Linked DNA regions of Homo sapiens: region 1 is linked to region 2. The links are chromatin contacts, found by Hi-C or POLR2A ChIA-PET in ENCODE. All regions are on one chromosome and are shown on one strand. Each heading gives the region's core, a stretch centred on a gene start or an enhancer-like site at or near the end of the contact. The rest is flanking DNA. Distances are from core to core; before and after follow the strand shown. Region 1 has its middle 210 kb from the start of CXCR4. Region 2 holds the start of UBXN4 (UBX domain protein 4).

Evidence for each region. A loop is a pair of places that touch in the nucleus more often than their neighbours do. ChIA-PET counts read pairs that join two places held with the same protein, here RNA polymerase II (POLR2A). Pooled maps may share reads with other maps.
Region 1: a map of naive thymus-derived CD4-positive, alpha-beta T cell shows a loop between it and region 2 (5-fold over the local background). The contact joins the enhancer-like site here to the promoter of UBXN4 in region 2. A Hi-C loop is called at or near these places in 1 of 168 maps with a recorded cell type or tissue (naive thymus-derived CD4-positive, alpha-beta T cell), 1 of 37 single-sample maps with no recorded cell type and 9 of 50 pooled maps. POLR2A ChIA-PET finds 5 or more read pairs at or near these places in 2 of 52 experiments (GM12878 and activated T-cell).

Annotation. Positions count from the first base shown.
Region 1 is chr2:136,323,664-136,328,836 of GRCh38, forward strand. No RefSeq gene overlaps it. Among named protein-coding and RNA genes, the nearest start is that of CXCR4, 210 kb to the left of the region's middle. RefSeq lists an enhancer at 3,655-3,784. Within about 2 kb of position 3,873, at least 9 of the 41 ENCODE cell types and tissues checked have a DNase peak (open chromatin) inside an H3K27ac peak, as active enhancers do.
Region 2 is chr2:135,738,214-135,743,155 of GRCh38, forward strand. UBXN4 (UBX domain protein 4) reads left to right here and starts at 3,642. Exons shown (of 13, transcript NM_014607.4): 1 at 3,642-3,798. The coding sequence starts at 3,717. It overlaps LOC107985946 (a long non-coding RNA gene), which reads right to left and starts at 4,431. Exons shown (of 1, transcript NR_163478.1): 1 at 2,616-4,431. RefSeq lists enhancers at 3,260-3,389, 3,720-3,779, 4,108-4,883 and a silencer at 4,180-4,229.

The DNA.
Region 1 (5,173 bases), core at 2,623-5,122, 590 kb after region 2:
TGGCTCACCGTTCATGGCAACCTCCGCCTCCCGGGTTCAAGCGATTCTCCTGCCTCAGCCTCCCGAGTAGCTGGGACTACAGATGCCCGCTACCATGCCTGGCTAATTTTTTGTATTTTTAGGAGAGACGGGGTTTCACCATGTTAGCCAGATGGTCTCCATCTCCTGACCTCGTGATCCACCCACCTCGGCCTCCCAAAGTGCTGGGATTACAGGCGTGAGCCACTGCACCCGGCCCAAAAAGTTAATTTTTGCTCTTTGTTGTTTTTGTTGTTAGTTATGGTTAGTTGTTAGTTAGTTGTGCTTCCCCACTCCTCCACCCCCACCCTTGGCAAATAGTATAATGACTTAACAAAGAAGGAAGTTCACTTTTATTTCACACAACAGACCAAAGTGGTCCAGGGCCCGAGGGTTGACTCTGCCATTGTCCGCACCCAGCTTCCACCTTCGGTCTAGGATGGCTGCTTTAGGTCTCGTCAAGACCCAGGCAACAAGGAAGGAAAACGGCTCAGAAGAATAGGGTCTGGAGGCAGGGAGCATAAGGCCGATTCATGTTGCAGTTCTAGAAATAAATCAAACGGAAACACCTCAGCTATGACAGGAAATATCCTCTCCATTTACATAGGGTGTACACTGAGTAAAGGAGTTTGTAACTTTACTTCATCCACTTCATTTACAAAGGGCATACACCAAGTAACCAATGAAAACCTCTAGAGGGTATTTAAACCCCAGAGAATTCTGTAATTCCAGAGAATTCCAGAGAATCTCTGAATTCCAGAGAATTCAGCCCCTAATGATCAGACCACTCCCACCCTGTGGAGTGTACTTTCGTTTTCAATAAATCTGCTTTTGTTGCTTCATTCTTTCTTGCTTTGTGCATTTTGTCCAATTCTTTGTTCAAGATGCCAAGAACTTGGACACCTTCAACTGGTAACAAAATGGCAAGAGGACACTCACACCTTCCTTAGTAGGATATGATCTGGAAGTGGCACATATTCTACTCGTTTCATTACAAGATTTAGTCACATGGCAACATATTAAGCTGCAGAAAGGCTATAAAATGTTGTCTGTAGCTTGGCTATGTGCCTAATTAAGATTCAGGGCTTTGTTTTAGAGATGGGGAGAATGACTATTGGTGGACCATGCTATTCTCTGCCAGTAGGCTCATTATTTTCCAAAATGACTTGTGTCGAAGTTTAGTGCCACTAAAATTGCATGGTCATGCCAGTTTAACAAGTGTTTATTAGGGATCTTTTATTGTGTAAAACCTCCAGACACCATGGGAATGTTGATATGGAATATGCAGGCAACGGTTAGCACACAAGAAACAACTATAGACAGGGACTAACTTAAATGCTGACTTTCATAGTTCATACCCCACATATTTTGGAAAGGATCAGCAAAATCTGGAGTATGCAGGAATTTCCCTGGAGGAGGTGACTCCAGGTGGAATCTGCAGGATGGTGTTTCTCACCAACTCCTGTATCTGCTCATAGGGTCAGGGGTCACTAAAGGAAGTCCTCACTTGACCCTCAATGCCATTCTAACCAACTTGTTAACCTTTTCACTGTATCTTTCCACTGTCAACATTGCAAAATGATAGGGTTTTGAAACGTACTTCCTCTTTCTTTTCACTTCATCTTTACGGACATATTAATGAGTGGAGTAAAGCACTCAGAAGAACAGCAGGAAAAGAGGATTCATGTATGTCAGAGGAGCTGAAGGCTCTCAATAGGTTCAGAGAATTCAGGTCTTCCAGCTGCTGAGGGTGTATGCTTCCACTATGCCTCATAGCAACCCCTGAACAAAGTGGGGTCTCTAAAGTTCTATTAACAGGCTCAATTACTAAACACCTTTAACCAGAAAATATTCCCTCTGGGTCCTTTTCCTTTACATTCCATGAGTTGGAGAAGGGAAGGAATTAGTGTAGTAGTTGAATGAATGGCTGAATGAAATGATACAGTTGATAGTGTAAGACTCTACAAGCAGCAAAAGTCTTGACTATAAAAGATACTTCCTTAAAACTGAGAAGAAGATATTCATTTTTGTCCCCCACTCCCCGGATTTTCATCTCTTAGCCATTCTCCGCATTCCTCCAAAATGTGTCCTGTTTGGCAGGATCTCATGCTCTACTTTCTTGTTCTACATTTTCTGGAGTCTAAGCCTACCTTCTCTTCTCTCATTCTTCATTCCTCTATCCACCCATCTATCCTGTCATCTACCCATCCAACCGTCCATTTGTGAGAAATAAAATTTAAAAGCTGTTGGAACCCAAAAAACACTTTGAGAGATGTGAGTGTGATTTGAGTCACATAGAGTTGCTATTTTTGTTTCTCAGATTATAGATTAACTATTTTTCTTATTTTTCTTGTTCTCTATCATGGCTAGAGGCAATTAAATGACCTCAAGGACAAAAACCTCCTGCCTTCTAAATTAATGACCATTGTTACAGACTAACTTCCCCTGTGTTGTGTTGCTTTGCTTAGACCAGATGACAGACAGCCCATGACTATTACACCCTCTGTAAAAGGTGACAAATGCACCCTTTACAAAAAGAAACTGCCTATAACCAATCAAGTTGCTGTAACTATGTGACAACTTTATGAAAAATGCTGTAATCCTGCTAAAAACTCCTCTGTCTCTGTCTATATAAATGAAACCTTAACTTCTGTATTTTAAACTCTGACTCCATTTCTTTGGAATTGGTGTTTCCGGGTAGGCCATCCTCAAACTGCACTTGAATAAACTCTTTGAAAGTTGGGGTTCCGGCTGGGCATGGTGGCTCAAGCCTGTAATCCCAGCATTTTGGGAGGCTCAGGCAGGTGGATCACCTGAGGTCAGCCTGACCAACATAGCGAATCTCCGTTTCTACTAAAAATACAAAAAATTAGCCAGGCGTGGTGGCAGGTGCCTATGATCCCAGCTACTCGGGAGGCTGAGGCAGGAGAATCACCTGAACCTGGGAAGCGGAGGTTGCAGTGAGCCGAGATCAAGCCATTGCACTCCATCCTGGGTGACAAGAGCGAAACTCCTTCTCAAAAACAAACAAACAAACAAACAAACAAACAAACAAAAAACAGAGAAAGTTTGGATTCCAACAGCTTTTAAATTTTGTTTTTCACAAATGGGTGGTTCTGACTCTTTAGATTATTTTATAATATTTTATTATAGGTTGACACATCCATCCATCCTCCCATCCATCTATCCATCCATCCATCCAACCAAACATTCAGGTAAACTAATGTAAACCAGAGTGTTATTGGCTTTAAAAATCATAACATTACATTGTTCCCAGTTGAGAGAATTTCTGGCATAATAACAGACTAAAGGGGTAGATATTGAGGGAGAACACAGAGTGGGTTTAACTATCTTATGTTCTCTACTTAATCAATAGCTGGTTAACTTAAATCTGTTATGCCAGGATAAAAACAAATTTGAAGATGGTTCTGCTCAGTCCACAGTCACTTCTGCCTAGTTGCTATCATTATAGAATGTGAAATAAACTGCAGCTGTGGCCACAAAGTCCCTTTTGCTGAGGCTGGGAGGGCCCAGGTTGCAGCAGATGCGGAGGCCTCTGCCAGGCACCTGCCCTGGTCTTGCTGCTGACCTCCTTGCAGGGTTTCGGTGGTGGGGCTCCTCCTGTGGTCAGGTCACTGGGATTTCGAATACGATCTGTCCTGTCATCACTTTCACTTTGATTAGCTTCATTCTGAAGAACTTTCGACAGCATTCGCAAACATGGGTCGGCATGAGAAAACCAGTTCCTCTGTATAGGACTGATTTAATCTCTTTGTATAGAGGCTGATCTTGGGAAAAAATACACTCCTGTTTACGTCAAACATACAGGACGCGTCAGCCCACAGCCACTCTCAATGCTTCCTGGGTTTTCTTGGTGGGGGCCCCTCTGCATCGCTGGGACAGTGAGTGAAGAGATTGGCCCTGATGTGTCAGTCCCTGCTGGGCTTGGTGCTGTTGTCTCTGGGTGTAATCAAACAATCTGTATCTTAGTGGGACATCCTGCTTGCTCTGTGTGACTCAGAGCTCTCAGGCAGCTGGTTGAAGCTTTGTTTATAGTAGTGCCACCCACTCACTCCACACCCCCGACTCCCTATAAACTACTCCACAGGTGGCCAGACTTTTGGTGCAAATAAAAGTTTGTCAACTGTTGCACCCTTTCTCCTGTCTTTTTTTTTTTTTAACTTATCTAAACAAAATTAAGCTGTGGGGAGTTCATTAATAAAAGGTTTCTTTTACAACATTATTGGCACTCTGCAAGGCGCTTTGGAGGAGAGTGGGAAGATCAATATTACCTAGAGTAAAATAGCAGGGCAGATATTACTCAAGGGAAATCGGTTCTTAATAAGAGAGAGAATATGGATTTCTATCCGGGCAGTCAGTTTGAATATGATGAAACAGTGTGTTAGAGTCGGCGGTCTAGTAATTATCTGAGAAGTCTTAGAGACTATAAATGTGTGTGTGTGTTATAAAAGAACAAACCAAAAAACCTCTCAGCCAAAGCTTTTCAGAAATAAAAAGCAAGTATTTCCACAGATGACCAGACACCAAAAAATTAGAACAATGTGAATCCATTAAATGACAAAAGTGCAGAGCATCACACAGAAATGGTGTGATGACTTCCTGCGTTTGCCTCTGGGAGGGAGGCAGAGAACAGGGAGAAAATGCAGGCTTCTAGATGGGACCGCTAATGAGAAGCCATTCCTCTTCTTTAAGCCTGGGTCTTTTACTTGTCTCTTGGACGCTTCGTGAACATGTGAAAACGGGCAGAAAGCGCAGTGGAATGGTACTGAGAGCACACCAATTTAATGGGGTGCAGGTTACTCTCCATCCTTGTCATGTGAGCCAATTAACCTTCCGGCTGTTGAAATGCAACTGGCAGTTAATTGGGCCATTGTTGAGAACAGTGCAGAGGCCTTAGTACCATTTGCAAATTGCTGAGATAGGAATCTCTGGATGGCTCCTGGGATGAGGGCAAACCAGTTCAGCTGCAGCTATGGTGGAACCTTGGCTCTTAGGCCCAAGGAGTTTCCAGGTGACCCCTGGAAGTCCCAGTGCATTGCAGTCTTAGCACATTGCTCGAGAAGGTGAGGGAGAAGAAGAGAGAAATGAAAGAAAATTTCCAGATGAAGAAAAGACAGGAAAGACAGAGGAAGAA
Region 2 (4,942 bases), core at 2,392-4,891:
TGGGGTTTCACCATGTTGGCCAGGCTGGTCTCAAACTCCTGACCTCAAGTGATCTGTCTGCCTCAGTCTCCCAATGTGCTGGGATTACAGGAGTGAGCTACTGCACCCAGCAGTTTTGCCTCTCAGTAGAAAGTGAATTCTGTCAGGAAGGAATAATAGAAGGCATGGTAGAAGAATGACTGCTGGATCGGCCATCAACAGAATGTGCTGTATACCCCATTTTCCCTCCCATCTCCAGAGGGGCCTTCCATTTTCCCATTTGTTCAATCTAAGACCAGTTCCTTTCCACTAGCATTTAATTTTATGCAAATCTCTCCCATCTTTAAAAAGGCTGTCTTTTCAAATCCAAATTCCTGTCCAGCTAATGTTCCTTTCTTCCTTCTCACCTTCACACTCACTGACTCTTTACCTCCCCTTACTTTTCAACCTTTTGCCATCTGGCTTCTGTACACAAGAACCATGAGAATTGCTCTTGCTAAGCTTAAAATGACCTCTGTGTTACTAAAAACAATGGACATTTTTTAGTCTCTCATCTTAATTGACCCAACAGCAGCATTCCACACCACTGCTTCTCCTTTCTTAAAATTCTCTCTACCCTTGGCTTCTTTGATATCACACACTCTCCCATTTTCTTCCACCACCCCACACTCTGCCTTTCCTGCTGAGTCTCTTTTACTGGTTTATACTTTTTAATACAACCCTATAAACGTTGGAGGCCCTAAGACCTCAATCATGCTCGTGTCTCACCTCACTTTGCACCATCTCCCTAAGTGATGGTATCGTTATCTTCCAGTGCCTCATTGATCCCCTGTATGTAGATAAATCTCACTTTCCTATCTCTAGTTAAGAACTGTTATCTGAGCTCCAAGACTAATAGCTATCTGCCTACTTAACACTGCATGTGAATATCTCTCTAGTACTCCAAACACATGTTTAATATTGAACTCACACCTTCATGAACAACCTCCCCACCATCCTTCACTTCTTTCAGTGTTGCCTATCTCAGTACCATCTTCTTTACGATTTTGCAAGGCAGATACCCCAAATCTCTCTCTCTCTCTTTTTTTTTAGAGACAGGGTCTTGCTCTGTCGCCCAAGCTGGAGTGCAGTGGTGCAGTCATGGCTCGGTGCAGTCATGGCTCACTGCAGCCTCAAACTCCTGGGTTCAAGTGATCCTCCTGCCTTGGCCTCCCAAAGTGCTTGGATTACAGGCATGAGCTAACACACCTGGCCACAAAATCCCTTCTTGAGTCCTTCTTCCTCAACCTCCACATGTAATCAACAAAATATATTGGGTCTGTCTCCAGAATATCAAAAGCATCCACTTCACTATCTCCCTTATGTTAATACATGAATAAGTACCTCTTACCTGGTCTATTCACATTCAGCCATTCCACTTCAAATCCAATCTATTCAATTGCTATCATACAATTTAAAAATGGAAGTCTTATATGTATCTGTTTATTTATTTATTTTTTGAGATATAGTCTTGCTCTTTCGCCCAGGCTGGTGGGCAGTGGTGCCATCTTGGCTCACTACAACCTCCACCTCCTAGGTTCAAGCGATTCTCCTGCCTCAGCCTCCTGAGTAGCTGGGATTACAGGCATGTGCAATCACGCCCAGCTAATTTTTGTATTTTTAGTAGAGATGGGGTTTCACCACGTTGGTCAGGCTGGTCTTGAACTGCTGACCTCATGATCTGCCCGCCTCGGCCTCCCAAAGTGCTGGGATTACAGGCATGAGCCATTGTGCCTGGCCAACTCTTCTGTTTAAAATTTTTCAATGGCTCCCTGTAATCCTTAGAAAAATGTCTTAAAATTTTTAACATGATTTTCAAGACTCTGTATCATCTGATCCTTGCCTAGCTTTCCAGCCTCACTTGTACCACACTCCTCTTTCTATGTTATAGCCACACTGGGCATTTTTTAGTTCTGCAAGTGCACTGTGTTTGCTTGCTTCAGAGCCTCATGTGGAATAGCCTTCTCCTTCACCTACCTAGAGTTCCCCGACACGTCATTTCCTCATGAAGGCCCTTTCTGACTCCACTAGCCCATGTTCGGTCCCATCCTCATACACTTCTGTAGCACTCTGAATTACCCTTCTGTGACATTTATCATCACTCATAATTACTTATTCAATGTCTGTCTTCCTGACTAGACTGTACAGTCACAAAGACAGGGCCTTCTTCTGACTGCCTCACCTCCTTATCAGTGCCAGGCACAATGCCTAGCTCATAAAAGATGAGTGATAAACACTTGACAAATGAATATAAAACTATGAAGGATTCTTATTTAATTCTAAAATTAGAGATAATTAAAGACATAGCTCTATTGGAATAATTTCTAGATTGATCAAATTTCCAGAAGTCCATTAAAGTTGATGTTAAAGGTCAATTCTAATTTTTCTGTAGGATTGTTGTCCTATAGAAGCAACTGTCCCTAATCAGCATTATGTCTCAGTTTATAATAACACTATATACGAGAGGCCTGATTGGGAAAAAAAGTACAAAAATCGGAGTGCAAATAATTAGCTATTTTTAGGGAAAATATCTGTAGGAAAGGTGGTATATTCAGATGTATCACTTCCTTTATCTTGCAAAGATTGTCAGATAGATGTACTGCTGGAGGATAAATTTAATTGATGTAGAATTTAACATAATAGTATATGCAACTTTAAATAAACCATGCAAGCCTTTAGCTAATAGTTATTACAGACCATGTGATTTCATGAAAGTATTAAATATGGATCAGTTTTCATTTAATGGCAGCCAATCACAAAGCGCCACATCTTGATTATAGGACATTCTCCCAGAAAATTGGAAAATAAATCACTATCTAGTCTCTTTTGTATTACCATGGAAAGTAGCTGGAAAAGAAATAATCTATTCTCTGCTTTGTGTTACTTTAAAAAGTAGCTGTGGCAATAGCCTAACGCGTTTTGAAGTTTTGAAATGATCTCTATCCAGTGTCTAGGAAATTGCTGAAGGCCTGCGTTCTACCAATTCCTCCGCTTAGGCACATGGACTACAGGTTATTAAAGAAGGTGACTTGCGGTTTTTATCCCGTTTTTCTGCAAGGTTGGGCTACGTTCAGAAGAAATCAAAGCCTCGGAGTTAATCCCGACAAAGCCCATTTAGTTCCATGCGAGGACTATTTCCTCCACACTGAGAGTCTCAACGAGGCCGAGAATAGCATATGCCAGTTGGAGTGACACTTATTTCTCCCTCTCCCCTTTATAGAATGTGTAGTGGCCCTCACTACTGCCCCCTTTAGCTGTGCCTCAGAACCCACAGTTACATGCTCCACAATATGGAGGCGAATAAGCCTAAGTGGACTACAATTCCCATCATGCCTCACTGCAGGCGCCGCCGACGTGTCTTAGCGGTTAGTCATCCCTCTTACCGCTTTCCTCCACTTCCTGGACTGCGCGACCGGAGGCCTAGCGGGCGCGCGCCCGCACCATCGACTCGCCAACGAGAGAAGGTCCTGGGGCACGGACACCGACGGGTTGCGACTGTGACGTGAGGTGTTCTCGCGCGCGCTAGCGCGCGTCTCCGGGTGCCGCTGACGGGCGTGCGCGCTTGTGCGGAGCCGGAGGTGGGGGCCGAACCAGCCAAGGTTGCGGGGGCCGCAGAGCCGGACGAAGACGGAGGGCGGAGCCGGCTTCGGGACTGCGGAGACTACACACCGAGCGAGCGCCTGGGCCCGAAGGGAGCGATGCTGTGGTTCCAGGGCGCCATTCCGGCCGCCATCGCGACGGCCAAAAGGAGCGGCGCGGTCTTCGTGGTGTTCGTGGCAGGTGAAGGAGGCAGGGGTTCGAGAGGCGGCCGGGACACCCCTCCGGCCTACCTTCATCCTCTTGTATACCTCAGCCGCCGGCCCGCCCTCCCCGAGACGCGGGCTCCTGTCGGCTCGCACAATTGCCACTACTACCCCGCGCCCCAGGGACGGCTGCGACTCCGCCGCCAGATCCCCCAGAGGGGCCATGCAGACCCTCAGCGCCCTGCTCCTTCAGGCCCCGGGCGCCCCCAGCCTTTCCTCAGTGTCTGCGAGGCCCGGGCTGCCGGCCCGTGGCTGTTCAGCGCCTCCCCGGTTCGTTTGAGATACAGTGGGCCTGGCCCCACCGCTGCGTCTCCCGGCAGCCGGGCCGGAGGCACCGTCTGGCCCTGGTCTCCAAAGCGCCCCGAGGCCCGCCGAAATCTCCCCGCTCGGGGCGACGGACGCGGCCAGCAGGCCCCAGCCGCCCAGCCCCGCTCGTCGCCCCGAGCCTCTCCCCTGCGCAGCCAGACCCCCGCGACCCTCTCCCTGACGTCCCTCTCTGTCACCAAGGACCCTCTTTGTGCTGCTTGAACGCCCGTTTCGTTACTGCTGTTTAGATGGAGGTAGGAACGGGCCATTAGGCAAGCAGTTGGGTTGTAATTAGTTGTGGACTGTCGGGAAGAAAGCTGTGTCATCGATAAGCAACAAAGAGAAACCACCTGATGTTCACGGTTACTGGTGTTAGTACGTTCCTGAAACGTAAACTTTTGAGCTGAATAGAGGTTTAATTTTTCTTTATGGCAGTCTTGGTAGGGGATCTAGTGTGAAATAATGTAAGTTTAAAAAAAATCCATTAGTTTCAAAGAAAATAGACGTTCAGTCCTTGGTTTCTTCCCTTTGTTGTCTTCTTAGGCTAAAATCTACACGACTTTGAGAACGTTTATTAACTCATATATTCTCTGTTGCTCTAGGCTATTTTGCTCCATATTCTCCTGTTTTATTACTGAAATCTTGTAGATTTACAGTGAACTCCCTGCCTCTACGGTTCTGCTCATACTCATTACATGGACCAAATCAATGTTTGTGGCTGTTGTTAATTTGAGGTGTATTTCTTCAACTATTTGTGTTTAATAACGGTTTATTCATAATTAACTCGTCTTTTAATAGCTCTATAACTTTATGCA